Regions from separate parts of the Homo sapiens genome. Here all the other regions are linked to region 3. Evidence: chromatin contacts called from ENCODE Hi-C or POLR2A ChIA-PET data. All regions are on one chromosome and are shown on one strand. Each heading gives the region's core, a stretch centred on a gene start or an enhancer-like site at or near the end of the contact. The rest is flanking DNA. Distances are from core to core; before and after follow the strand shown. Region 1 holds the start of CXCL10 (C-X-C motif chemokine ligand 10). Region 2 has its middle 26 kb from the start of BMP2K-DT. Region 3 overlaps LOC105377296 (a long non-coding RNA gene). Region 4 overlaps SCARB2 (scavenger receptor class B member 2). Region 5 holds the start of BMP2K (BMP2 inducible kinase). Region 6 overlaps LINC01094 (long intergenic non-protein coding RNA 1094). Region 7 holds the start of STBD1 (starch binding domain 1).

What was found. A loop is a pair of places that touch in the nucleus more often than their neighbours do. ChIA-PET counts read pairs that join two places held with the same protein, here RNA polymerase II (POLR2A). Pooled maps may share reads with other maps.
Region 1: a pooled map shows a loop between it and region 3 (8-fold over the local background). The contact joins the promoter of CXCL10 here to the enhancer-like site in region 3. A Hi-C loop is called at or near these places in 2 of 37 single-sample maps with no recorded cell type and 4 of 50 pooled maps.
Region 2: a loop to region 3 is called in a map with no recorded cell type, with 22 times the contacts of the local background. The contact joins two enhancer-like sites. A Hi-C loop is called at or near these places in 3 of 37 single-sample maps with no recorded cell type and 3 of 50 pooled maps. POLR2A ChIA-PET finds 5 or more read pairs at or near these places in 1 of 52 experiments (A549).
Region 4: a loop to region 3 is called in a map with no recorded cell type, with 17 times the contacts of the local background. The contact joins two enhancer-like sites. A Hi-C loop is called at or near these places in 7 of 37 single-sample maps with no recorded cell type and 4 of 50 pooled maps.
Region 5: a loop to region 3 is called in a pooled map, with 7 times the contacts of the local background. The contact joins the promoter of BMP2K here to the enhancer-like site in region 3. A Hi-C loop is called at or near these places in 4 of 37 single-sample maps with no recorded cell type and 7 of 50 pooled maps.
Region 6: a loop to region 3 is called in a pooled map, with 19 times the contacts of the local background. The contact joins two enhancer-like sites. A Hi-C loop is called at or near these places in 3 of 37 single-sample maps with no recorded cell type and 12 of 50 pooled maps.
Region 7: a map with no recorded cell type shows a loop between it and region 3 (11-fold over the local background). The contact joins the promoter of STBD1 here to the enhancer-like site in region 3. A Hi-C loop is called at or near these places in 7 of 37 single-sample maps with no recorded cell type and 8 of 50 pooled maps.

What each region holds. Positions count from the first base shown.
Region 1 is chr4:76,022,201-76,025,784 of GRCh38, forward strand. It overlaps CXCL10 (C-X-C motif chemokine ligand 10), which reads right to left and starts at 1,297. Exons shown (of 4, transcript NM_001565.4): 1 at 1,171-1,297; 2 at 491-617; 3 at 166-255. The coding sequence starts at 1,231. It also overlaps a transcript of ART3 not described here.
Region 2 is chr4:78,748,417-78,752,127 of GRCh38, forward strand. No RefSeq gene overlaps it. Among named protein-coding and RNA genes, the nearest start is that of BMP2K-DT, 26 kb to the right of the region's middle. RefSeq lists enhancers at 1,675-1,854, 2,155-2,204. Within about 2 kb of position 1,700, at least 4 of the 41 ENCODE cell types and tissues checked have a DNase peak (open chromatin) inside an H3K27ac peak, as active enhancers do.
Region 3 is chr4:77,584,732-77,588,788 of GRCh38, forward strand. It overlaps LOC105377296 (a long non-coding RNA gene), which reads right to left. Exons shown (of 7, transcript XR_938912.3): 4 at 2,970-3,790; 5 at 1,861-1,994. It also overlaps a transcript of CXCL13 not described here. Among named protein-coding and RNA genes, the nearest start is that of CXCL13, 19 kb to the right of the region's middle. Within about 2 kb of position 2,345, at least 3 of the 41 ENCODE cell types and tissues checked have a DNase peak (open chromatin) inside an H3K27ac peak, as active enhancers do.
Region 4 is chr4:76,197,287-76,201,274 of GRCh38, forward strand. All of the region lies in intron 1 of SCARB2 (scavenger receptor class B member 2), which reads right to left. Among named protein-coding and RNA genes, the nearest start is that of SCARB2, 15 kb to the right of the region's middle. RefSeq lists enhancers at 2,555-2,744, 2,765-2,824. Within about 2 kb of position 2,490, at least 15 of the 41 ENCODE cell types and tissues checked have a DNase peak (open chromatin) inside an H3K27ac peak, as active enhancers do.
Region 5 is chr4:78,774,485-78,778,278 of GRCh38, forward strand. It overlaps BMP2K (BMP2 inducible kinase), which reads left to right and starts at 1,866. Exons shown (of 16, transcript NM_198892.2): 1 at 1,866-2,237. The coding sequence starts at 2,060. BMP2K-DT (BMP2K divergent transcript) reads right to left here and starts at 1,486. Exons shown (of 1, transcript NR_186689.1): 1 at 1-1,486. RefSeq lists enhancers at 1,102-1,732, 2,365-2,995 and silencers at 1,199-1,448, 1,539-2,208, 2,570-2,770.
Region 6 is chr4:78,655,249-78,658,950 of GRCh38, forward strand. The region is part of intron 1 of LINC01094 (long intergenic non-protein coding RNA 1094); the gene reads left to right. Among named protein-coding and RNA genes, the nearest start is that of LINC01094, 11 kb to the left of the region's middle. Within about 2 kb of position 1,878, at least 4 of the 41 ENCODE cell types and tissues checked have a DNase peak (open chromatin) inside an H3K27ac peak, as active enhancers do.
Region 7 is chr4:76,304,964-76,308,658 of GRCh38, forward strand. It overlaps STBD1 (starch binding domain 1), which reads left to right and starts at 1,770. Exons shown (of 2, transcript NM_003943.5): 1 at 1,770-2,026. The coding sequence starts at 1,807. The region is part of intron 6 of FAM47E-STBD1 (FAM47E-STBD1 readthrough); the gene reads left to right.

The DNA.
Region 1 (3,584 bases), core at 47-2,546, 1.6 Mb before region 3:
ACAAGATGGTGCCTCAGCATTTAAATAAATGGAGGTAGGGGAGGGCGTGGTGGTAACATACTTTTAAACCAGCGATTGCACAGCAAACCACAATGCAAGTATTTCTGACTCCCAAGATTGCCGTTTCCTAAAGAGCAATTCTTCTGCAGGCAACAGCAAACCTACCTTTCCTTGCTAACTGCTTTCAGTAAATTCTTGATGGCCTTCGATTCTGGATTCAGACATCTCTTCTCACCCTTCTTTTTCATTGTAGCACTGTAGAAATAAATAGGGATGAAAATATTTAAAACTGTGTTGGGTCAATAAAACAGATGGCATACGCAGTTCTGAAGTCAGACATTTAAGTTTCACTCTGCATGTTTTTGTTTGCTGTACATTAGTTTTAGAATCATCACAAACCCTTTACTGATCTTTTTTTATTATCATTACATATTTAATACAGTATATAATTACAACCAGGGAAGTGATAATCAGATGGGATTTCACTCACATGATCTCAACACGTGGACAAAATTGGCTTGCAGGAATAATTTCAAGTTTTTCTAAAGACCTTGGATTAACAGGTTGATTACTAATGCTGATGCAGGTACAGCGTACAGTTCTAGAGAGAGGTACTCCTGTAGGAAAAGAGGAACAGCAGAGAAGGTTAGCACAGTGTTCATTTTAGGCATTTAATGTAGACTGGTGGTATTTAGCAGAACCTATATCCCCATATCAGCAAATAGTCACTTAATCTGAGGAGGAATGGATCACATCATAACACAACTGTAAATGATTAAAGAGTTGATTATCTGGAAGAAAAGAATTGCAGCTTGTTGATTATAAAGTCAAACCCTTAAGCACAGTTCATGTGGTTCATTGAGCTTAGTTAGGTAAGGAAGTATCTGTATCTCATCTCTGTCCGCATTCCCTCACATTTTCTCTCTCTATCCTCCCTCTTCCCCATCTCTTCTGTCCTCCTTCCCTTTTTCCTTCTCTTTCTCTTATTCTATTTGTTTCTCTCACTTCAATTCATATAAGTTTTATGATCTGAGGGAATCTCTATTTATTTCCCTCTTATTTATAAGCATGCAGTGAAACTTTTACAAATACATTATTTCTGTATTTTTAGAATTTATACCTATTCCTATTTCTCATTTTACAAATTAAGTATCCTTTGATGTTCCTTACCTTGAATGCCACTTAGAGTCAGAAAGATAAGGCAGCAAATCAGAATGGCAGTTTGATTCATGGTGCTGAGACTGGAGGTTCCTCTGCTGTAGGCTCAGAATATGTCTAAGCAATTGAGGAATGTCTCAGAAAACGTGGGGCTAGTGTGCCATATTTATCTGCAAAGCCATTTTCCCTCCCTAATTCTGATTGGATAAGGGCATTACAGTTGACTTAGCAAAACCTGCTGGCTGTTCCTGGGGAAGTCCCATGTTGCAGACTCGAAGGTATTATTTATTGTAGCCTCCAAGTTACGGAATTTCCCTCTGCTCCTCTTTTTTTGGTAATAGTGAATTAGGTTTCACTTTCCAAAACATGAACTGTTTCTTGAAAAAAAGAACTTCATTGCATATAGAAAAAAACAAAGGTTGCAATCCATTCTAACTATAATGCTTTTTCTCAACACTTAAACTTTTACAGTTACTTTCAGAGGTTATTTTTCAAAATATCCCCAGTAATAGAAATTTTTCATCCTTTATAGGTAAACCTAATTTTTTGGTAACAGCAAGTTGTGCCTGATTATTAGAACAGTGATTTACCTGGACAGTCCTCCTTGATCAAATACTATAAAGTAATAGGACTGGCCTGCTTTGACAGGGTCAAAGATCTGGAACTGGCAAGTTTTAAATAATTCAATAAATGCTTTGATCATTCATAACACCATTAGATTAAGTAAATAGCCTCCAACATAACTATTTTGAGGGAAAACATTGCTCATTTGGGTATCTGATTTGTGGTGTGTTAAAACAAGTTTCACGTCTTATAGCAGTCCCTGAATGAAAACATCATAAGATGGTATCTAGAATGGTGTGAGAAAAGGATTCATAGCTATCCTAGGGTTATTGTAAAAAACAAAGGGTGCTTTTTGAGGAAATGAATTTAAAAGCGGGGGGGCACGCATAGAGACAGACCTTGGGAAAGTAGCTTGAGACAGAAGGGAAACAGGTTGATTTACGATGGGGTTCAGCTCCAAGACACTGTTAAATGCAAAGAAAAAGAAAAAAAAAGTGTTGGCCATTGAGCTAGTAACAGTGATAACTGAAATTGGCACAATTTTAACTGGATGATGAATCGTGGCAAAACTTAATTTCACAGCATTCAATAGTACTTGACTGATTATTCATAGTAGCTAGCAGTAGAAAGCACATGATACTCATATAATGGAACACATGTTGAACCTGAGAGTGGAAATTTAGCAGTATCCATGGATATAGTGGTCCTTGGTTGTGTTCTTTGCAAATGATTAGTAACAGGGAATCCAAGATGAAATACTGTTTCAAAGGCAGGCACCACCCTGCAATGAGAGATCTGAGGCAAGTGATATTTAGAACCTAGGAAAATATATGGGAGTTCTTTTCATAGTCAGCTGGGCTGCAACAATGCAGGGATTGGTCAGGGAATGGAAAAGCTTCCATCCTAGGATCAGGCTACTGTACTAGGCAGATACTGTCTCAGAACCTGGTATCAGGGGCCAAGAATAAAGCCTGTATCTGCAAACTGGGTGCACATAAAACTTGGATCCTCAAATGTAGGAACTCCATCATTAAAGCAGAGAGTGAGTTGCTTGGGGTAAATGGAATTTGCTAGAGAGCTGAATCCCATGTTAATCTGTTCTAGGAACTGGAATAGAGCTAAGCTTTCAAGTGAATAAGTCAGTGGAATTAGCTGTGGGAAACCGGAAAGGCAAAAGAGAGGGAGGTGAGGTAGAGACTGACAGAACCCAAAAGACTTTCACCTAGCAAAGAGGCGTTCGTTCTGATGAGGGAAAGTCTTATGAGAAATAGTGACAATGGAGGGATCCTTCCATACCTATTTGTGCAGAACAAACATTTTACTGTGAATAGAATGCCAACAAATTTCAGAGAAATGTCTGACATCATGAATGGAAGAGGCCTAGAAAAGTTCAACATTAAACAATCAAAATGAGAGATGGTGACAGTTTTATTTTAGTTGGTATCTAAGTTGTCAGCTAAAATGTCTCTATATAGAAGACAATGTAAAAAGGAGATACTTGATAAATGGACTAAAAATCTGTTATTAGGGATAAAATATTTGATTTTTACTAAACATTGTATTACATTAACTGTGTGCCAGGCATTGTTTGAACTGCTTTGTGACTATTGACCATATTGACTCATTTTATTCTTATAATAACATCTACCTCTGACCCAGCCACTCTTCTATTTTTTTCACCATAGATTATTTTTGCCTGTTCTAGAACTTCATATAAATGGAACCACTTGAGTATATACTCTTTTGTGCAAGACATCTTTTGCTCAGTATAATGTTTCTTAGATTCATCGATGTAGTTGCATGAATTAGTAATTTGTTTCTCTTTATTGATGGGTAGTAATCCATTGCACAAACATATCAGT
Region 2 (3,711 bases), core at 450-2,949, 1.2 Mb after region 3:
ATCTTAGATAAAATGAGGATAATACATGCACGAACTATTACCCCACAGAATTTTTATGAGAAATAAATCAGAAATTGTGGGTAAGAGTGATTAATCAATGCCTAGCATTCAGCAGGCCCTAGTGACTGAATGCTGGAGGAATGATTATCTTTGTACAATAATGTCTTTAGTTTATTTAAGGTCCTGATGAGAGGCTCACATGCTTATGAAACAGGCGCCAATTTCTGATAAACTTTGCAACCTTTATACTGCTCAGATGAGTCTAGGCCTGGTTTTCCCTGAGGCTTCTCATCATCTTGTGGCAATGACCACCAGGTGTGCTGTATTACCTGCTGAATTGAAGATCAACTTGGTTTTGTTTTTAAACACATCTTACATTTGGGCAACCAATTCCAGGGATTTTAAAATCAGTTTCTCAAGAAAATATTACATGGAGGTAGAACCTATCTTGGAGCAGAGGGCTAGAATCGGAAACTCAGGACAGGGTTTACTTAATCTCTTTGACTTTTTGTTTCCTCACTCATAATTGAAAATAATAATTTCCCCATAGTAATATTATGAGCACTGAATCTGATATTATGTATAGGAAGTACATTGTATTGTGTATCATTAATAAACCATTTTTATGACTATCATCAAAAGAGATCTTTCATAGAATTATATAATATAGTATTAAAATTAAAGAATCTAATATAGATCACCTAGTCAAATGTCCTCCTTTTCTAGAATTAAAAAAAAAAAAATCAGAAGGATGAAGGAATTTAGCCAAAGTCGTATAGTTCTCAGTGGCAAGTCCAGATAGAATATAACGGCTTTTTCCAAATATTCAAAGAAGAAAACATTTGCGCTATATGACCCCAAGGGATCAAATCAGTAGTGAAAGCTAGAGGAAACTATATGAAAATACACATCTAACAATCTCAATCTTAGTGCTCTACTGTTGAAATAGGTTGCCTCGGGGTTGCCACTCACCACCCTTCCCCCACCACCACCACCTATTTAGGTATTAAAGCTGGCTCTAGGGAGATGAAGTAAGCCATATGTACAGGTATCAGTCTCTGGGTTTTGTGAATCGGAAATTAATCATATGCATCATGGTTTGGCCTTGTGGTTGACACATTGCCTGAGACAGTCCCAGACCTATGACAGAGCCAACTCTGGAACTGTATTTTATAGAAATGCAGGAGCCACAATCTCACTGGAAGAAAGGACTTAAAGCTATAATTTCTTAGCACTTTACATAAGATTGAGAAAATGTCAAGTATCCATATCAAAGAATAGAGTTTGAAGGAGATTACAGAGGGACTAAATTCCTTTAACCCACTTGGCATTGCTGTTGGTTATATATAGAAGCTGGGCTCAACTCTGCTGGATAGCTAACCACAATTTCAGAGCCTGTAATTTTCTGTTATCTGTACTGACGCCCTTTTTATTTATGTGGATAATTGAAAGTTGACTATAATTATGAAATCTGACAACCTCAAGACAAACTCATTGAACATCTTTCTTTTAGAAACAATGTGAATTGAGATGTTTTATTCACTAGGCAACCCAATAATATTTGCTCATGGTTAAGAATGTACTATCAATCACGATATCCCAAACAAAAAACACAAGAGAACAAGCCAACAACAACAAAGTTTTCCCTTAGAGACAATTGTAATGAGACAGGACAGGCATTGCCCCAAAAGAGAAGTGAGAGATAATTTGAGGAAGTAAAATAAAGTTTAGTAAAGGCTGGGATATTTCTGTGGAACCTACTAAAAGGGGAACTCCAAGATATGCCTCACATTTGCCCAGATCTAGATCTGAGTTTGCATATTTTGTGATTTCAGAGTATGTTCTGACTAAAACAGCAAACACACTTAATATAAGTGGTTAATGAAGCTACCAGCAAAGTGGGCACATCCTGTCACAGTGCACATAATAATAACAAAGCTAATATTGAGTGCTTACCATGAGCAGGTACTGTACTAAAACGTTTCACATGAGTTAACTTGTTTAATCCTTGTACTAATTATGATATTTGTACTATTCTTAACCCCATTTTCAGGAAACTGAAGTTTAGAGACCTTGACTACTTTCCACAGCTGATAACTGTTAACTTCAGGTTTGAATCAAGGTCTTCTGACTGCAGACCTGTATCTTCCTTATATCTTGTCCACCTACCCTTGGTAGATCTGAAATGGAGTCCAGTCTTGTTGTGTCAGTACTGCTGTCATTGTCCCCAGAGCAGCCCATTGTTTACTATGTAGGGTGACCAGCAATCTGTAGGCCAGCCTTTGGGGCATAATGTGCCTCTTTTGTGTTAATCCTTAGAAAAAACCTACTTAAAAATATGTTCTTTTTCCATTAGAGTCACGACAGGTCAAAGATCTACTGAGGAGGGGATGTGTCTTTACTTGATACTGTAGGCTTTAATCAGGAGAAGTGGCATAAACTTAAGCAAGAAAACCTTTGGGGCCAGGTGCGGTGGCTCATGCCTGTAATCCCAGTACTTTGGGAGGCCGAGGCGGGCGGATCTTGAGGTCAAGGGATAGAGACCATCCTGACCAACATGGTGAAACCCCGTCTCTACTAAAAATAAAAAAATTAGCTGGGTGTGGTGGCATGTACCTGTAGTCCCAGCTACTGGGGAGGCTGAGGCAGGAGAATCGCTTGAACCTGGGAGGCAGAGGTTGCAGTGAGCGGAGATTGGGCCACTGCCCTCTAGCCTGGTGACAGAGCGAGACTCCGTCTCAAAAAACAGAACAAAACGAAACAAAAAAACCTTTGTACCCTGATTTCACTTAATGTTACCTAACACTAAGTGTATTTCACAGGTGCTGCTGAGGAAACCATTCAAAGTCCTAGCCTATCTATGACAGGCCTTAATATCCTAAAGCTAAGAAAGGTAGGGTACAGAGTCAGCCATATACATGTATAAAGCAGGTAGACATTCAGGATGCTGAAAAGGGTACCTGCATCATATTTGTTTTCCCCTAGACTTGCCAACTAGTCTGAAATTTCCACCACTACTATCACTTATTTGGATAAAGCCCCCATATTAGAATATAAACATGTTCTTGAAAAGATGAATACGTTAAGCCATTAATATTCACTACAGACAGTGATGGTTAACACTATAGCTGTAATGTTAGAAAAGGACAGAGCTTTGAGGGAATGAGACCATGATAGGTAAATTTTGAAGAAAAAAAGAAAACTGGAAAGCTCATAACAGTGGTTTTCAAACACAGGCTTGCAGATTAGACAAAGGTATTCATTAATTTTTGGTGAAATAGGAGCAACAGGGAAAATGTAGTAAAATTTCTAATTAAAACTATACATTTAAAATTATAAAATTATAAATTCTGAGATAATGTCCTTCTTTTTGGATGGTATCTTGTCACTTCTGTTATAAGATGATTATGATAGTAGATGAAGGTTGAATTTTTTTAAAAGTCTGTGTTTGACAAAATAAAAAGCTAGCAATTTTTTGTTAATCATTAATGGATATACATGCATTCAATATTCTATTACACCTTCACAGTAACTGTGAGGAATTTTTTGTGATCATGCCTGTTTTATAGATGAGGAATCTCAGGCCTAGAGGATAAATAACTTATCCAAATTGATATAGCTATTAAGTGGCAAAACTGTGACTTGTCCTCCTTACTCACTCCTTTCATTTGGGACAAGGACACTGGGGCCTTTGAGGAAAAGATCAATACT
Region 3 (4,057 bases), core at 1,095-3,594:
GAAATTGCCTGGAAAAAAGCTGGAAAGTCCAGTCAAGGGCTTCTGCCCCTCAGGCGAGTGCTGGGAGAAAAGTTGGGAATGCCAATCTGCTTTTTCTCCTCTAGGTTTTTTTCACTAATGGCAAAAGGAAGGAGAAATACTAGGCATCACAATCCAAGAATATAAGATTCAATTACCCCAACCCTAAGGCCACTTTCATGACAAATATGACTTACACTTGTCTAGAGCCCAATATATGCTCTAAAGATTTTTTCTTCTTTAAAGACTTCAAATGAAGTGTGCTCATGGCTGGCTGAGCACATCATGTTGCCATGAGCTCATGACTACTTGCAAGCTTTCCTGAAGTAGAGCTCCAAATCACACACGTCTGGCCACCATCTTACAGCATGACTGCATCCTGGAATCCCATCAGGCCACTGGAAACAGGCTTTATCAAAGCTGTTTTCTGAAACCTGGCTTTAAAAATTGGGAGAAAGGCTTCTTTATTCAATAAAAATCTTGATCTTAGCATTCTGGTTATTTAAAACCTCTCTTCAGGTATGGATGCACAGGAGCAGGGGGACTTGGTTAATGTGAATCAGGAATTTTAATTTAATGAAAAATTATTGCAAACGATGTTTATTTAAATCATGATTAAATCTCAAGGTCTGCAGAGCAGGTTGCGGCTGATGTCATTGGCTGCCATTTACTGTCCAGAAAGCTGCACTACTGATTCCTAAACGTCCTCAGCCACATCGTGTGAGTCTTTCTCATAACATGCACAAAAACGAGAACTAGCAGTCTGGGTAACAAAGCCTTTGACCTGCTGATGGGTGAAAGCTGCCGTTAGCTCTGTGCTTGCTTCAGAGCTGCCACTCCTTTCCTTTCCTACACCAGTCTCAGAGAGACGCTGTGTCACCCAGTGGACACTAAAGTGATGGCTTTTTAAACCTAATCAATGACTAATGATAGGTCACCATAGTCTCTTGAAGAATATTTTCTTAGAACTAGACTTTTGTGGTAAAACACCTGGTTATCTATGCTTTGGGTACTTCAAAATATTTGAGAAGCTATAATAGGCCCCAAAGCAGCTGAGTGATCATCTTTCTGCTTCCATAGGGCACGCGGCAGGCCTCATCATGAGGGATGAAATCTACACTTGCTGGTTCTCCTGTGGACTTGGAATTTACCATCACAAAGATAATTCAGACCTAGCACTTCCCAGAGGTTGAGCCCCAGTACATTGATTGAGGAACTGTCAAAACAGGCTTGCAAAAATATAGTATATTTTGAGTGTTTACATTTAATAAATTAACACTTGTGAAACACTATAAACAATGCAACATAATTGTGTGATGACTTGTAAAAATTAATTCAGGCTGTGCAGTTTTATAATGGGGTAATTGTATAGTTGCATGAGAAAAAAGTCCTTTTCACATTTATCCTGAATCTCAGTGACCATATGCATAACCTCGTTTGAAGTTAAGGTGAAAGTCTAAATTTGACATATTTTGTGAATAAGAGGCCTGGACCAATGCCATCCTAGATAAGCTACTTGTTCTCCCTGTTCTCAAAGGGACACAATGAAATCACATGTAAAAAATATTTTTGAGTAACAAGATAATTGAATTTGGTGAGAGAGTGCTGTTCTTAAAATCGGTATGTTGGCAGGATGGTTCTTTCCATCTTTGCTGAAGTTTGCTATATCTCCGGTCCTAACGTTTTTGAGCAAAGTTTACTGCATATCTCTTGCCAGGTCAGCTGAATATGAACTTAAAGGGACCTAACAAAACAGGCAGTATGCATCGATGATTTAGAATTCCACTGTGCCCACGAGGACAAGTAAGAGCAAGCGCCTTGGGCAAAGGACATGGGTATTACCTCCATAACATGCTGTGCTAGGCTGCATATTCAGGACAGGATCTCTGACAGTGGAGAAATAACGACTTTCTGATGGACTGCTAGGGTGCCAGCATGGATTTTCCTGGCTTCAGTGGAATAACTCATTTTTCCATCTGTAAATAGAGTACTGAGACATTATCTTCATATATGCTTGATGTTAGTCAGGGGCACTTCGGGGTACAATTTTGAAGCTCTAGGGAAATTTTATAGCAAAGGTTAAAGTCCAGAGAGGAAAAGAGTCTAGATAGCAATTGAAAATTGGGCACAAATGAAGTATAGTTTGACCCCCACATCTCCTGCCTACAAACTGCAGACCCAGCTGCAGTAGGTGGTAGTGAAATAAGGGAAGTTCTAGGGGGGACTCCGTCCTCTTCAGCAAGTGACAGATGGTGTGAAACCACACGGTAGCTTGGCAGTATGGGGCGGCTGCTGCTTAGTCACTCCTAACTCAGGAACCTAGTATTGAAACTTGAACAGCCTTCCCTGTCTGGCTATAATGCAGCCCAGACATCCCTTGTCAACAAGTTAGTCAACAGTGCTCTGAACAATATCCGGTAAGTCTGATGTCTTACTTGCCGAACCAGTCAAAACAAGAAAAGTGGGCTCTGTTGGAACATTCCCTTTGGTTAACTGAAGATCTCTAGTTTCATTTCTCCCCACCACCATCCCCTTTGTTCATTCACTTGTGCATTCAGTCAGCAGAGGAGCCAGGGGGATATGACGAACTTTCACTGGTTATATACTATGTGCTGGTTACAGTTTAAGGAATACGAAGCTGTAAGGTTTGCTCTCTTTCTGCAGGAAGCTCACAGTCCAGCTAAGGAGACACGTGCAAAAATAAACAATGGTGATCCTTAGGGGTAGATACAATACTGGAGGTGGTACTTGGTACAATGGTGGCTCATAGGAGGGAGAGACAGAATTGCTTAATTGGATCCTTCACAAAAACTGATATTCATCATGATTCAACTTCCACTGTATGCCAGGTACAGTACCAAATATTTTACCTGTTTTATCTCATTTAATTCTCCATTGACTACCATTTCAAAGATTATTAAAACAAAGCTCCAGGAAAACAAGTAACATACCCAAGGCCATGAAACTAGTAAGAGGAAGAGCCAGGATTCAAGTCGAAGTCAGTCTGTCTTTTCAGTTCTCTGATGCTCCTCACCGAGTAATCCGTTGCAAGGATAACGAGCGTGAAACTGTCTGGTACGTTACCCTGCGAAGCAGGGTCATATAAGGGAATGGCGGCCATGGGGGCTGGCTTGAGCCAGAAACAACTCCTGCTCCTGGCTGCAGAGGGAACTGGATGGGGAGGCAGCCCTCACAAGTGACCAGCACTTGTCACTACCCTGTCCTTGCCTGCTTCTTTCAAGGGATGCAGGTTCCCACCTACTCAGCCTCATCCACACTCTTGAAGGGTGCTGATGTAGGGCACCAGTATCCATGGCCAAGGGGATTTTGATCTGGCTTCCTTTGCATATCTTGAATTTTTTTCTTTTCTGACCCTACAAAGGATTAAAAAAGGAAATGCCTCTTTCATTAAATATTATGACACCTACCTGAATTTTCCTGGAGGGCCATCCCCCCGTTCTCACCATTTAGTCTTCTTAGAAAAAGTTCTAGTGAACAATCAAATGTGATTGAGAATTTGGGTACATACTTTCTACCATTTCTTAACCCCATTACTGCCCCTGAGGCATAAGATAAACTATGACTAGAAAGAGTGGCCACGGTTGGGGTAGGCGGGGAAGTTGATTGGTCCTGACCCCCAGGGATTCAGGTGTGACACCTGTCCACCTTTGAGGATCACTATTCTGGCAGTTCAGTGTCATTGCTGCCTTCATATCTGTGTCAGCTTAGTTGTTCCTCTTTGTAGCACATCACTGACAATGCTTGGAGCCTGCTAAGAGAGCACAGCAGAAGAATTATTTTTAAATATGTAATTTTTTCTTATTTGTCCTTGGCATGTGTATTTGTCAACAGTGGAGCTTCTCTCCACAACTACCTACCTAGCTAATATTCTGTCTTTTGGATACTCAGTTCTCTCTAGCCTGAGACATGAATCTGGCTCTATCTTCATTCTCTTGATCCATCTCACAGATCCTCTTTCTCTGGTTCTTTTCCTGGATTAATTTCTTGGGCTCTGACCACTTCCAACCCTCCCTTCTCA
Region 4 (3,988 bases), core at 1,240-3,739, 1.4 Mb before region 3:
CCAACAGGATGTGGGTGGAATGGCAATGTATCAATTTGGAGCTAAGGCCTTAAGATGCATGGCAAGTTTCTATCTGCCACCTTGAAGTTGCCACCCTTGGAAAAGAGAAGAGCAGGCCACAGGTAGCTGCTGATCCTTCAGCCTAGGTTCTAAAACGGAGATGTGTAGACTAGTCCTAAAGCGGACCAGAAGCCTGGAGTCCAGCCTCGTTCCACTGAGCCAGCTGAGCTGGCTGCACACCCACATATTATTGTTATAAGCAACGAGACTGGGGAGTTACTTGTTACTCACCGTGGCAGTAGAGGCCTGATAAATACAGCGCCTGAGGTTAACAGAAACCTAACACCTGGTATTCCCAACAGTCCTCTATCTGTTAATGGAGAAAAGCCTTGTATTTTTACTGTAAAAACGGCTGAAATACAAAAATAATATAAAAGCACAGACTGCAAATAAACAAACCAAAATGTGAACTTTGAGTGTCGAGAATTTGTATCAGTTATAATTCAGGTCCGGATTAGGAGGAGTCTTCCACTCACTGTTGCTTTTGTTTGGATTTTTACACCAGAAATAAATTACTTCTGTAAGCAGAAAAAAAAATGTTCCCTTATCTTTTTTTTTAAGTGAAAATCTAAGAAACTCAGATTCTGTAGCATGTTATGGATAGACCCTAAGGCAAGGAGAAGGAATGGACACAAAGAGAACTCACTTCATCTTGGCTTTCCTCTGTTCTAGCAAAACAAAGGCGAGCCTGATGCTGCCTCAGCTGCGGTCTGCTCTGCTGCAAAGGCCCAGGAGCAGCCGCCCCCACTCTCGACTCCACCGCACTTCTCTTCCTATTACTGTCAGGACAGTTGAGTGAGCACTCTGTATTCCTGCCTAATTTTTCCTGACAAGCATCATAGTGTGTGAAGTTTCCAGTGAGAAAGGACTTGAGATCTCATTTATTTGTTCATGTGAAGAAAATCACCTCAGAATTAGGAACCCTGAAAGAATCAGCAAACATAAATGAACAGATGGCTAACCTCCCTGGTTTATCTTGCTGGGCTGGCATCCAGCTTTTAGGCAACCATAAATCCAAAGACAAGTGGAAGGGTTTCCAGAAAGAAGGGGTTACCAGAAAGAAGGGTAAACCTGGCTGTTCTGACATGCGTAAACAGTGTGACTTGAACTTGTTCCTCCAACTTTCAGGATAGAAATAAACATTTAGTACATTTGACTTCTTAATGAAACAAAGCAAATGAAAAACAAGAACAATAAAAACTGTCCTTGGCAGCATGCCAGAGTCATAACCAACCCAGACCATGTTACAGCTGGGGCTTCTCCTCTGTCTCCCTCCACCCCCACAGCCCTTCTCTGCCTGGCCACTTCTTAGTTGAGTCACCAGCACTCAGACAAATCCTCATAGCCCCTTTTACTCCCTTCAAATCTTGCCCTCAAGAGTGGTGGCTTTTCCTGCTGCTTTCATATGTCTCTTTTCCTCCACCTTACAAGTTGGATGTTTGTCAGGAAACCCTCTGTCAATCCCAGAGTAGATCACGTGCTGGAGAGTGAGTGAGTGTGTGTGTGTGTGTGTGTGTGTGTGTGTGTGCTCATGCGAATGCACTAAGTAGGAAGAGAGATGGGGAATGAGAGAACAGAGGGAAGTTGTAAATACAGCTGCTAACATTTCTAAAACAGTGTGTCTTTATTTTTATTTTCTCACTTTCAGCTCAGAGAATGGCAGTTACTATTCAGTTACCATTACTGCCACGCCAGCTGCAATCTACTGTGAGTCTGCTAAAGTCAGGTGCTATGCTAGGGGCTTTATAATGTACCTTATCTCTGAGTTTTACACTGACACTACAAAATAAAAATCCCCATTTTGCAGACAAAGAAATGGTGGCACTGGCTGTCCCAAGTCACAAAGCCAGTAAATGAAATCAAATCTGACCAAGTCCAGGAGTGCAGATTTACTCACCCATCCAGCAGCTGCCACCCCATGGCACCCTGAGGGTAGAGTTGCCAGATTTAGCAAATAAAACCTGGGATACCCAGTTAAATTTGTATTTCAGATAAACAACAAATAATTTTATAATATAATTATGTCCCAAATATTGCATGGGCTACATCAAAAATGTTTTTATTCATAGGAGATGCATGCTGAAGGATTTAGGAACAAAGTGTGTGATATCTACAACTTACTTCAAATAATTCAAGAAAAAGTGCATCAGAGAGATAAATATGGCAGGACATTAACAACTGATACATCGGACTGAACCGAAATATCACACGAGACAGACTCATACTAAAATGTTATTTGTTATCTGAAATTCAAATTTAACTGGTTGTCCTGTATTTTATTTTATTTGGCAACTCTAGCCCAGAGGGACAGTGAAACTATGGAGAAGCCATAAGTTGGACTCTGAACTCTCAGGGTTTCCTCGAGTGTTACCCGTGCCATCTGGAGGAAAGGAAACTAGGGCAGCTGCGTGAGGTCACTGTCAGCTCCTAGTAAGGAGCCCACAGGTGAGGAACCGAAAAAGGGAGAGTTCAACTCTAGAGTTTCCAGGCAGCCGCGCAGCCCCAGTATGCTAATGGGTCCAAAGAAAGCACCTCAACCTCCTGCCACAAGATGGCCCAGAGAGGGCTCTGTTTTGACTTAAACTTTTAATTTCTGCCCCTTCTATTTCTGATCCTCAGGGCATTCAAGTGTGCACTCCCAGGAGCTTGCTCGGCAAAGGAAGGCCTGAGAAACTAACAAATAATAACCTCAGCCTCAAGACCGCGGACTGTCTGGCACAGGAAGTTATTCATTCCGCCAGATACAACGAGCTAGTGTCCCCCTCAAAGGCGCCCTTTGCCAGTCTGAACAGAAAGCCATGGCTTGGGAACAACTGATCTTCCTCACCGAGGGTTCTGCTGTGGTGATGACAGCCACCAGACAAACCTTGTAATCAGCTGAGTCTTCTTAGTTACACTAAATGAAAAAGCAACATAAGGCCTTAAATCAGTTTTACAGTGTGACTCTGGATATTAAGAGTGGCACTGTGGAGTCACAATATAACTGTTGCTTATTAGTTTTAACCAAGACGAACATAATGAATTTTTCCACGCACAATACTGTGGCACTACCACTAAAACAAAATACTGGAAAATTATCAAGTTCTATGGTGAATTCACAGTGTCAACAGCTAAATTAATAATTGGACTAAAAAACATACTTTTCAGTTAATCACCCAATATGTACCTACTGAGAGCTTTCTATGTGCCCGGACTATGCCCTGCAAACAGGCATAGGCCCTGTCTGTAAGAAGAAATTTAGCTAAGGACACAAAACCAACATGCATGTAACAGGGAGTGAAAAATTATGTGCAAGACTCAGTAATTCAGCCTAACAAACAGCTTATGCCTGAAATTATTTAGATCCTTCCAGTAGCATGGATCTGTGATAAAATTCCCCCATCTAAACATCTCACAGGCTGCTCCAAGACAACATGACCAAAATGGACTCATGATTTTCTCCCCTAGTTGATCACTAAGTCCTGCTGATTTCACCTCCTCCTCTTCCCCATTTCTACCCCAAGGCACATTTCATCATTGGCTTGGACTGTGACAATACTGTATGTAGGCTCCTAACTGGTCTCCCTCTCTCCAGCCTTTTTCCTTTCAAATGCTTCATCCATCTCAGGCTTCAGAGAAGCCTGTCAAAAGTGCCTAAGGGAACAGATACTCCACCCCTGCTCAAAGGATAAAGTCCACAGTCCTTGACCTGTTGTGATCTGATGCAACTGCGTCACCTGTCGCTGTCTTTTCCTGGTAGGCACTTTATGCACCAGTAACACGCAACCATCTACTGTTACCTAGCACCCACCACACAAGTTCTCAGCCAGTGCCTTGGCCTGAGTCACTCACCGCCCTTCACCCAGAAGTCTCTGCAGGGCCCTTATCACCTGGTTCACTTCTACTTGGGCTTCAGGGCTCAATTCAGAAGTGCCATCTCTCAGAAGGC
Region 5 (3,794 bases), core at 616-3,115, 1.2 Mb after region 3:
AAAAAACAATTCAAATTTAGGAATGAGACTCCACAATGAAGCCCCACAGCAACGAAAGTGGTCAGCTTGTTTCTAAATGGAAATCCCCAACTGCCACACCACATCAATCATCTGACATATAATCTCACTTCCACTAAGCTGGAATCTACTTTAAACGTCAGGTCTCTGGATGAAGAATTTTAGTTTAGTGGGTTATGTAGCAGAAATGCCTAAATCCAGAGCACTATTTTAGTGTTGGCAGAAATAGCTTCTCTTCAAATAGCAGGGAAGAAAGAACAAGGATTTTAAGTTCAAAGTTTTTGTCTAAGCACATTTTCTAATGTTTCTACCCGTTATCTCATTAAAAAGAATAAAGAAATAGGGGTGGGGATAGAACCACATTCATCTACTTTCATAGAAGGTGCATACTGGAGTCCTGCAGATACAATTTATTTGATCTATATTTTAAAAATTAGGGAAATGCCACATTAGAAAACAGTTCCAGGTTTTTGGTTCTCTTAAGAAACTGGAACCTCTGGGCACAGTGTGTGTGCCTATCTTCTTTTGTGGAAAAGTAGGCTGGAGCTGAGAATTGGCTGCTCTCTTTACACAGGCTCTACAGTTTGCCATTCCCTACCACTCCTGAATGTTTTACACCCATATTTATTTTGTTGCTTCACCCTGCAGTCGGGAGACTCCTGCAGTTTATGAAATTGATACAACAGGGCTTTTTTTTTTTTTTTTTTTTTTGGTAGGGGGTGCAAATCTCTTTGATTTGAGGGGAACGCAGTGGTCGCTTTTGCTTCCAAACAGCCTTAAATCTGCCCGTTTTTCAACGATCTGACCTTACTTTTTCAGGGTGGCCAAAAGCACAAAATTATGAATCAAAGAATGGTCCCCAATTACCACGAGCCAGCTGTGTGACCTTGGGCGACTCCGTTAAGTTCTTTTAGCCAAGAGTGATGAATGGTCTGCAAAACGACCTTAATACCTGTTCTGAATACCCCCACATGGCTGTGGTACAGCAGGCGTGAGATGTTTAAAGTACTCCTAAGTAATTTATAAACTGCAAAACGCTTCCCAGCACAAGCGTCCGCTACAGAGCGCGACGACACCGAGCCGGTTTAGAAGTCCAGTTACTGGAATCCACTCCAGTTCCGTCCTGCTCCCACCTCCTACGCTCAGGGTGGGCGAGCGGAAGGAGACTCTCAAGGGAGAAGGCCTGGAAAACTGGCTAAGAAACGAAGCGAGAAGTTCCTCAGCAGGGGTAAAGTTGTTGGCGGCATTTTTAAGCCCCTAGAGTGGCACAGCGACTCCCGGTCGAGATGACGGACCCCGGTGCGTGACCAGCGCGGGAGCCAGTCCCGGGCCACCTCCCTGCTTGAAGTCGGGCCTGGCCAGTACCCTCCCGGCGCAACCCCGGACCCGGGACCCCCGACTTTGCCCTAGTCCCCAACCCCCACAATCACCTCCCTTGGTCCCCCTCCACGTGACAAGAGCCGGAACCGTCACTTCCGGCGGCGCGGGCAGCGCGCCTGCGCGGGTCGCCCGGCCTCAGTGAGCGGTTGGCAGCAGCGCCCCCCCCCCCCCCCCGCCAACGGCCACGAGTGGCGGGCGGCGCGGGTTCGGCCGGGGCGGCGGCGGCGCGACGGGCTGCGGTCCTGCGGGTTTGTGGCCTGAGACGTCTAGCCCACTCCCTGGAGGGGCCGGCCGCCCAGCCTCTTTCGCTCTCTTCCTCTACCCCGGCTCGCGCTCCAGGCGCTTAGTGAGGCGGCGGGACGCCCGGGGCACTGGCGGAGGCGGCGGCGTCGCCCCTGGATTCGGACCCGCCCCCTCGCGCCCCGCCCCGTCCCCGCCCTCCCCACCGCCCTCTGCGGGAGCCGGGCAGCTGCAGCGGAGCCGCGGAGCGGGCGGCGGGGCCCAGGCTGTGCGCTTGGGGAGCGCGGAATGTGAGGCTTGGCGGGCCGCAGCACGCTCGGACGGGCCAGGGGCGGCGACCCCTCGCGGACGCCCGGCTGCGCGCCGGGCCGGGGACTTGCCCTTGCACGCTCCCTGCGCCCTCCAGCTCGCCGGCGGGACCATGAAGAAGTTCTCTCGGATGCCCAAGTCGGAGGGCGGCAGCGGCGGCGGAGCGGCGGGTGGCGGGGCTGGCGGGGCCGGGGCCGGGGCCGGCTGCGGCTCCGGCGGCTCGTCCGTGGGGGTCCGGGTGTTCGCGGTCGGCCGCCACCAGGTCACCCTGGAAGAGTCGCTGGCCGAAGGTACGGGCGCCCGGGGAGGCTCGGACAGGCAGGTGAGGGAGGGTTGGGGTGTGGCGGCGGCTTCTCCGGGTCCTCGCCCTCCGGACTGACTCTTATACCCCATTCTTCCTCTGCTGCCGGGCCAGCGGGGGCTCCTAAAGAGTGGCTCGGGCTTTCTCTCTTAAGCTGGCTTTTCTTGCCGCTGGCTGCCCCGGCCGGTGCACAGTTCTCTCATGCCTAGTTTAAATCATTTTCTGTGCTTTTTGACGCGAGAAAATAGGTAGTAGACGGGCTAGGAAGTGGGTTGGTGTTACGATTGGGCCAGTGACTCATTAGAGGGTCAGATCGAACAGGGTTGAAGCTCCGTTCTGCCAGCTGTGGCTCAGACGGGTGTCATGCGTTGGCCTTTTCATCTAAGCCTCCACCCGCGCTGCAGGGCATAGGACCCTGCAGCCCCTGGTGTCAAGCTGGGCTTTGCTGCAGCTCAGTCATCTGTTGAAAAACAATGTATTTGTGTGCATGTGTGCGTGTTGGAGGTGATCCTTTGCTCTAAATTCAGTTAGTAGGTTGCACTGAGGAGCAGGTAAACTTGGAGCCCATTTATCTTTGTTATTTAGAATCTTCTCTGTTGGACAAGGTGCTATTCATGCCCTCCCAGTATGTCTCTTTGATAGTAGTTTAAAAGGTGATATAAAAGCAGGTTAACTTTCACTTAACGAGGTTTTGTGGTCGGTCCTTCATGATCTGGAACAGGTTATGACGGCAGGTAGAAGTCTACTTACAAAAAAAGTTTACTCCATTTTAAAAGAAGAACTTAGAATTTAGTTTTGTATTTCTGGCATAATTGCCTTGTAGAAAATACTTGCCCTGTGTGCTGCATGCTTCATTGGCCTTTGAGTTTTTAGTTGCAAAATGATACTACAAAATAAACACTTTAAAAGAAATACTTTTTGTTGATAAATGGCCCTTTTAAGTTCTATGGTTAAGATAAAAAAAATCGAAGAGTGGATTCAGTTCTCCGAGCGTTAGACGTTGATGTGGTTTGAAAACAGTAGACTGAGATTCCGCTTGTATTTTTTGAAATGCTATACACAACAGTAAATTAGCACAAGGGAAAAAACCTGAAGATTTTTGTATAAAATATTTGAAAGAGAAAGAAATCGTGAATTATTCAAGTGTACATATCATTGTTTCGTGAACCATTGCTCAGAATAATGATCTTAGCCGAAACTTGGAGAGGTGGGAGAAGGAGGATCCTTAGTTTTTCAGAAGAATGAATATGTGGTGAGTGGTCTTTATAAAAGATTTACTATACTATAAAGTTTTCTAGCTCTTTATTACACATGAATTTCAATTATTGGTTTAGATTGTGTTGTAGGTTTTAAAAGCACATGGCTCTTCACTCAAATGCCATATTCTGTCTTTGAATTGTTTTAGTAACTAATTGAAATGTAGCTTGAGTAGTGTTACACTCACTCATTCCACTAAATCCCAGATGGGTCTTTTATTTAATAGAAAAAAAATACTGACATTTCACAAATTAGATTTTGAATTTGTAACTTGTATTACTCACTACCC
Region 6 (3,702 bases), core at 628-3,127, 1.1 Mb after region 3:
TTGTTATTATATGAATAATAACAGTAATGTCAAATAGCAATAATAATGCCAAAAGAACTGACAGTCTTTTTGAAGATTACTGTGTCAAGAGTGTAAGTTACGTTAGAAAGATACACATGCTGGCCGAGCGCGGTGGCTCACGCCTGTTATCTCGGCACTCTGGAAGGCTGAGGTGGATGGATCACCTGGGGCCAGGAGTTCAAGACCAGCCTGGGCAACATAGTGAAACCCTGTCTCTACTAAAAATACAAAAATTAGCTGGGCATATTGGTGGGCGCCTGTAATCCCAGCTACTTGGGAGGCTGAGTCACGAGAATTGCTGGAACCCAGGAGGCGGAGGTTGCAGTGAGCCAAGATCATGCCACTGCACTCCAGCCTGGGTGACAGAGAAAGATTCCAAAAAAAAAAAAAGAAAGAAAGAAAAGAAAAGAAAGACGGGAAGGAAGGAAGGAACGGAGGGAGGGAGGGAGGGAGGGAAAGATACACGTCCTGTGGCCACAGTACAAGGACATTTTTCTTGGTTGGGAAAAATTCAGGGGTGCCTTATTTTATGCTGATGTTCAAATCAATATTCTAAGTTATAATAAGGCTGTTACATTAGACTCTTAACACAGTAATCTTCAAAAAGTAATGCTATATTATTAAATAAGTGTACATAAAATAACTTACTGGTCATTCTCTTCTTAGTCCAAGGATTTTGTCACTAACCTGCTAAAATTCTTTTAGCAAGACTTTTAATTAGAGGTCAAAAATTTACTCACTCTAATGAGGGACTTGAATTTTACAATCTGTAATAACTGACTTGACGTTGGGCCTTATTATCTCGGATTCTTTCATCTTCCTTGGGTTGTTCCTTAATTCTGGGCATTTTGCTGCCCATTACCTCTCTCTTCAAAGGTTGGCAAAGGGACATAGCAACAATTCTGGTAAACAGAGCAAATGGAAATGGAAATGAGCCAGAGGTGTGCTCAGTAGAATGTCATGTCATGTATTGATCAAATGGCACAGAGAACCCAGGCTCTGGAGTCAAGACTGGGAAGCTATTGTCATAAACTATTCTACATTGGCCCGTAACTTGAGCCTTAACAAATCATACAACCTCAGAGACTTCATCTATAAATTGAAAGTGTTAATATCATATACCTTTTAAGATTTTTTGGCCAGATGCAGTGGTTCATGCCTGTAATTCCAGCACTTCGGGAGGATCACTTGAGCTCAGGAGTTAGAGACCAGTCTGGGCAACATAGTGGGACCCTGTTTCTACTAAAAATAAAAAAAAAAAACTAGGCAAGTGTGGTGGGGCATGCATGTAGTCCGAGCTACTCAGGAGGCTGAAGCAGGAGGATCTCTTGAGCCTGGAAAATCAAGGCTGCAGTGAGCCATGATCAGGTTACTGCACTCCAGCCTGGGTGACAAAGGGAGACCCTGTCTCAAAAAAACAAGCAAAAAAATATTTGTCAGGATTAAATGATGTTACCTATAAAGTATTGTGGGCATTGTGTTAATTGTTACCTATTACTATTAACCAACACCATTATGAGATATCTCTATATGTTAGCAACAGAAATAAATTTATCCATTTATTTCAAACAGTATTTGATTCAATGCAATTCTAGTACAATAGAATACTCCTAGAATGATAATAATATGACTAAGTTTGTTTTTAGGTCATTTCAATAAGAAAATTTAGACTTCGTTATCTATTTGTCAATGCTTATTTAATCCATAGTTCATTCTGAGTCCCTCGCCACTTTTACATTGTCCTTTTCGAGTGTCTTTCACAGCCCTGTGGCTTTAATGCGTTGCTGTCTTCCCAATTCACAGTTCAGTTTCATCAGCACTCCTGTTTCCTGTTTTGTCACTGTCTAGGCTGCCTGTTTTGCACCTCGAACTCCTTCCTCTTCCTCTTCAAAGGATATCGTCAACATTTCCAGTAGGGATGGGCAATGAATGCCACAAACGTTTCTTGCTGCAGCTCTTCCTTTTCTTTCTTTTTCTTTTTTTAACCTCCTTTGAACCTTCATAAGCTTCCTGTAATGACTGTGTCTCTGTTTCAACTATTTCAGTATTTCTGTGGCTTTTGATTTTGATCTGGATTCACGTCTTCCAGCCAAAACCATCTCAAACAAGTAGTTTGAGGTTTTTGCTGGAAGGTAATTTGAATTTGTTTACATGGCCACCAACTCCCAATTTTAGATGTCCTGAGATTTCTGGAGTAGAGGATTGGCCTTACCAGATTACCTTTCTCTTATTAGCACTATTATTAGCAAAGATGGGCTCTTTCGTTTGTGAGCTAATCATACTTCTTATAATTCTAAATAACTACTTCTAAATCAGGAGAATTAGAAAAGTCTTTCATTTCAGCAGGGTTGAAAAAAGGTTAATTAAAGTCATCCACAGACATAGATATAGCAACATGATTTGATATACATACATCAATAAGAATAGTCATGCACACACATACACAGAAACACACAATTATTCCTTTACAATCTTCTGGCATCTTTTCTGCAAGGAAGCCACAAACACAAACTGGATATGAACAAAATAACTCAGCAGATGACCAATGACCTCTTCCTCCTTCTCATCCTCCTCCTTCTCCTCCTCCTTTTTCTTGTTTTGCCATCATTGTTTAGGTGAAGCGCAAAACAAGTCCCAAATATTTCTGGGCTACTCTCAAATTATTGGGCTCTGTGGCGTGTGCATTTGAATGTTCATTCAATAAATATTCACTGAGAACCTACTATGTCCCAGGTCCTCACAATACAGCTGTGTACAAAACAGACCAGATCCCTGCCATCTGGAACCTCGTACTTGGGTGGGTGATCAGTTTCCAGAATCAGACAGTCTGCTCATTTGAGAAAACTCCTGTGTGGTTCAAGATTCCAGAGGAGAACACTGAGACAGGAGCAGACTGGGTTTATCATATGCCCCATCTCGTGGTTTCCTAACAGGCCAAATGCAATACAGAGAGGGGTATTGCTCACTCTTCCTTCCTGTTTCTGTCACTCAGACAGGAGCTAGATAGTTCCTTTCCTACCAAGCTAAGACTTTTGCTCTCATCAAGTGAGAAGGTCCCTCTTACTTTACAATATTTCTGACCTGAACCCTGGCAACCATAAATCTACTTTTTTTTTTTTTTTTTTTTTTGAGATGAAATCTTGCTCTTGTACCCCAGGCTAGAGTGCAATGGCACCATCTCGGCTCACTGCAACCTCCGCCTCCTGGGTTCAAGTGATTATCCTGCCTCAGCCTCCCGAGTAGCTGGGATTACAGGTGCCTGCCACCATGCCCAGCTAATTCCTGTATTTTTAGTAGAGACGTGGTTTCACCATGTTGGCCAGGCTGGTCTCGAACTCCTGACCTCAGGTGATCTGCCCGCCTTGGCCTCCCAGAGTGCTGGGATTACAGGCGTGAGCCACTGCACCTGGCCCACAAATCTACTTCTATCTCTCACCTTGCCTTGACTTTCACCACAAGACAGAATAGTTCCCCTTAGAGACTTTCATTTGCTCTGTGGTATCACTCTTTAGACTGCCTGAGATACATACTGGAAAATGCCACCTCTTAAAAGGCACCACTAAGTTCTTAATTGAATCCACACTTTAGTCTTTTATCCTTTCGATTTCTATGGTAAAGAACATAGGCCCTGTATTTGCTACTCATATCTCCCATTCATTTGTGTGTGATTATGTAGCTTTT
Region 7 (3,695 bases), core at 520-3,019, 1.3 Mb before region 3:
GGATATAGGGAGTAGGATTGTAATTAAAACTGGGATTGTCAAGGAAGGGCTGGGCAGGGGAGGGGGTAGTGGGGATGCAGATGACACTTGTGCCAAGACCTAAAGGGGATGAGAGAGAGAGGATGTCTGCAGGAAGGATGACTCTAGGCAAGGAAGCCAGTGTGGTTGAAGGTGGCAAGATGGAGATGAGTGCACAGTGGTCATGGGGAACAGATCCTGTAGGGTCTTAAAGGTTCTTCCGTGTGATCTGGAGCAACTGGAGGGTCTTGAGCAGAGAACTGGGGTGTTTTAACAGGATCACGCTGACTGGTGGTTTGAAAGTGGCCTGTGGGAGCTTGCTGTGTTTTGTTTTGCAGCAATGGGAAGGATGTGGTTGCCACTTCCTGAGATGGGGAAGGTGGGGAGAGTAGTAGGTTTGGGGAGTTAGGTGGGGAGTTCAGGTCTGGATGAGTTGGGTTTGAGATGTCTATTAGACATCCACGAGGAGATGCCCAGTAGGCAGTCTTCGCCCTCACCTCTCCTCTACCTCCTCTCTTATGATTACAGAAGTTGTGGCCTGCATCAAGGCGTGCATCAGCCTTCCAGTAACCCCACTGGCAGAACCTTGCACCCCGTTAAGGGCTACTGTCCATTCGGAGCAAGGGGCACATTAGATAATTTGCCCTACCAGAGAGAGCAATTATAGCAATTACTCCAAGGCAGGTGTTTGGTATCTGTGGCCTTTAGCAGTTGAATGTCGGAGTCCAAGGGAAAGGTGTGAGCTGCAGACATAGACGTGGGGATCATCAGCTTGAAGCTGTTGTGCAAAGTCATCAGATCAGCAGAGGAAAGGATTTACAAAGAAATATATATAACACCGCACAGGGTTGTTGTCTTGTGAGGATTAAATTAAATACACACTTAAAACATCCGGAATACAGACAGTGCTTAATAAAGAGCTGCTGTTTTTATTAACAAACTTATCTGTAGGAGCTCGTCCATGGACAACATCCAGTTCATACAGATGCGTGCGCATTTCGCAGCAGCCATACACGCCCAAAGAGGACGAGACTGGATGTGATTGAGCTGACTGGCATCTTTAGATGGATGGTCCTCAGTCCAGTCCTTCCATTTTACAGGCGAGGAGGCGGAAGCTTGGGGAGGCTAAGCGCGCTGAGCTGGCGGCGGAGCGGAGCTTCCACTAGGGCTCCCAGTTTCCCCGCACCGCGCCCGCCGTCCTCCGGGCCACCCATCCCACCCGAACGCGCCACCGCTCTAGCCCGCGCTCCAGCCCGCGCGTCACCGACGCCCGCGGCCTCTCCCACCTCTAAGTTCCAGGAAGCTCTCGGCCTCTAGCTGACCGCGTTGCTGCTGAGCTTCCCTGGGGAGAAGGCGCCGAGGTGCCCGGTGCGGGCCGAGGCAGGGCTGGGCCTCGCGGGCAGCAGGCGGAAGAAGGAAGGGCGGTGGGGCAGGTCCCGGCTGCGCGGGGCAGTTGTGCGCACTTGGGTTCTTCACGCGGGACACACGTGGAACGCCGACCCCTGCGCCCCTGGCCGCTGGCAACTGGCAAGGCCGGGAACAGAAAGTGTAGGGACAGAAGAGCGCTGGAGTCTTCCCCGGGAGGGAGCCCGGGGCTGCAGCCCAGGGGCGGGGAGCGGGGCGGGGCTGGGAAAGTTGAGTACTGGTCGCTCAGGGCCGGGCTCCGCCGGAGTGCCCGGCGCAGAAACCGTAAAAGGCTGGAGCGGGCGGGGTAGGTGTGGCTCTGTGTGCGTGACCTGAGCCCCGGTCCCAGTCCCTGTAGTCTCCTGCGGCCGCGGCCTCTCAGCCATGGGCGCCGTCTGGTCCGCCCTGCTGGTTGGAGGGGGTCTGGCCGGAGCACTTTTCGTTTGGCTGCTGCGGGGCGGCCCTGGCGACACCGGGAAGGACGGGGATGCGGAGCAGGAGAAAGACGCCCCTCTTGGGGGAGCTGCGATTCCGGGAGGCCATCAGAGTGGCAGCAGCGGACTGAGCCCTGGACCTTCCGGGCAGGAGCTGGTCACCAAACCAGGTATTCTTCCCCCCGTGACTCCAGGGCACATCTGCCAGAGCTTTGAGGTTCATCGAGGAAGGGAGCAAAGAGACAAACCCACCTGGAGCTTTCCTAGGGGCCCATTCCTGCGGACGGGCTCTCCTAAGGGGACTGGGCCATCCCCACGCCCCTCGGTTTCCCAGGCTGGTTGGTACGCGCAGGCAGGTTTCTTGTCTGGTCCTCCAAGGGCCGCGCCCTTGCCGAGTCCCTCAGCGCCCGCGCCTGAGGACTTGGTCCTGCCCCTCCGGCGGGGATGAGCTCCTCCACTTGGCGGCGCTTGGTGCAGTGCGGGCGGCTGCAGTGGCGGCGCCCCTTCCCGGCCTTTGGAAAGGGGGGCTTAGGTTTAGGGGATCCTACAAGCCTCTTCGATCTCTGCCCAAGCAGGGACATTTTCTAAGTCCCAATCCGGGTAGTCTGACATCCTCCCATCGCACAGCCCATGAAGAGCTGGGTTTGGGAACACCCGAACTGCGGGCGCCTCCTGCTATCTGGATGCTTCTTTAGGAAGGCAAAGTTCAGGTTGGACTCTGGCCATGAAGGCTGTGGCTGAGGCCCTGGGGATGTGCCTTGGTCACCCCTTTCAGCACTGTCGGCAGTCCCCTCCACGCTGCCCCAGAATAGGGCCGGATAGTCATCCCTAGGAAGGGACTACTTAAATAGGGGACCCAACCCTGATGAGTAGAATTGACATCTGGGTTTAAATTTCTGTATTTTAGGGACCGTTTGCTAAGCAGAGAGCGAACACTGGCAGAAAAGCTTACCGTCCAGTGCCCTCCCTTGGCAAGCTGCCCATGCCTGGACAGAAGCCTAATGGTGAAAATGACATCTGTGAACTTTATTTTTAGCCCAGTGGTGTTCATGTGCAGCCATATGAAAATCTGCCCGTGTGCCTTTACTGTGATTGGTCTGGGATGCCTAGACAGTTCACTTATCTTTTTTCTGAAGACCAATCTCATGCTTTAGGTTGAAAAGTTGGGAATCCAGAATAATATTTGTTCATTCTCACTTCCAACTCCCACCATCACCGAGGCGGGCAAATCACAAGGTCAGGAGTTCGAGACCAGCCTGGCCAATATGGTGAAACCCTGTCTCTACTAAAAGTACAAAAATTAGCTGGGCGTGGTAGTAGGCGCCGGTAGTCCCAGCTACTTGGGAGGCTAAAGCAGGAGAATCGCTTGAACCCGGGAGACAGAGGTTGCAGTGAACCGAAATCGTACCACTGCACTCACTCCAGCCTGGGTGACAGAGCGAGACTCCATCTCAAAAAAAAAAAAAAAAAAGGGATAAAATGAAACAAGACTGTTGTCCCCATACCACCACCACCCCCACACCACATAAAACCACAGCTGTGCTGATTGTATGTATGATTTGGAGATTTCAATCTTGTAGGGAGCTATTTGGACTACCAATGGCATGGCCAAGAAGGAAACTGCATTTTTAGAGGACTTGGATTTTGTATTTTTAAGAACGTTTTTTAAAAAATGCTTACAATGGAAGGGGATACAAAACACCGTTTTGTTGGGGAGGTTCCTAACGCATATGGGATTGGCAAGGAGAAACCAGCCCCTTCCCCCAGTTCTCCCTCCACTCCTGCCCAGGGAAGCACTACTGTTCTCCGTATCTCCCCAAGGTGACAGCTCCTGCTGAT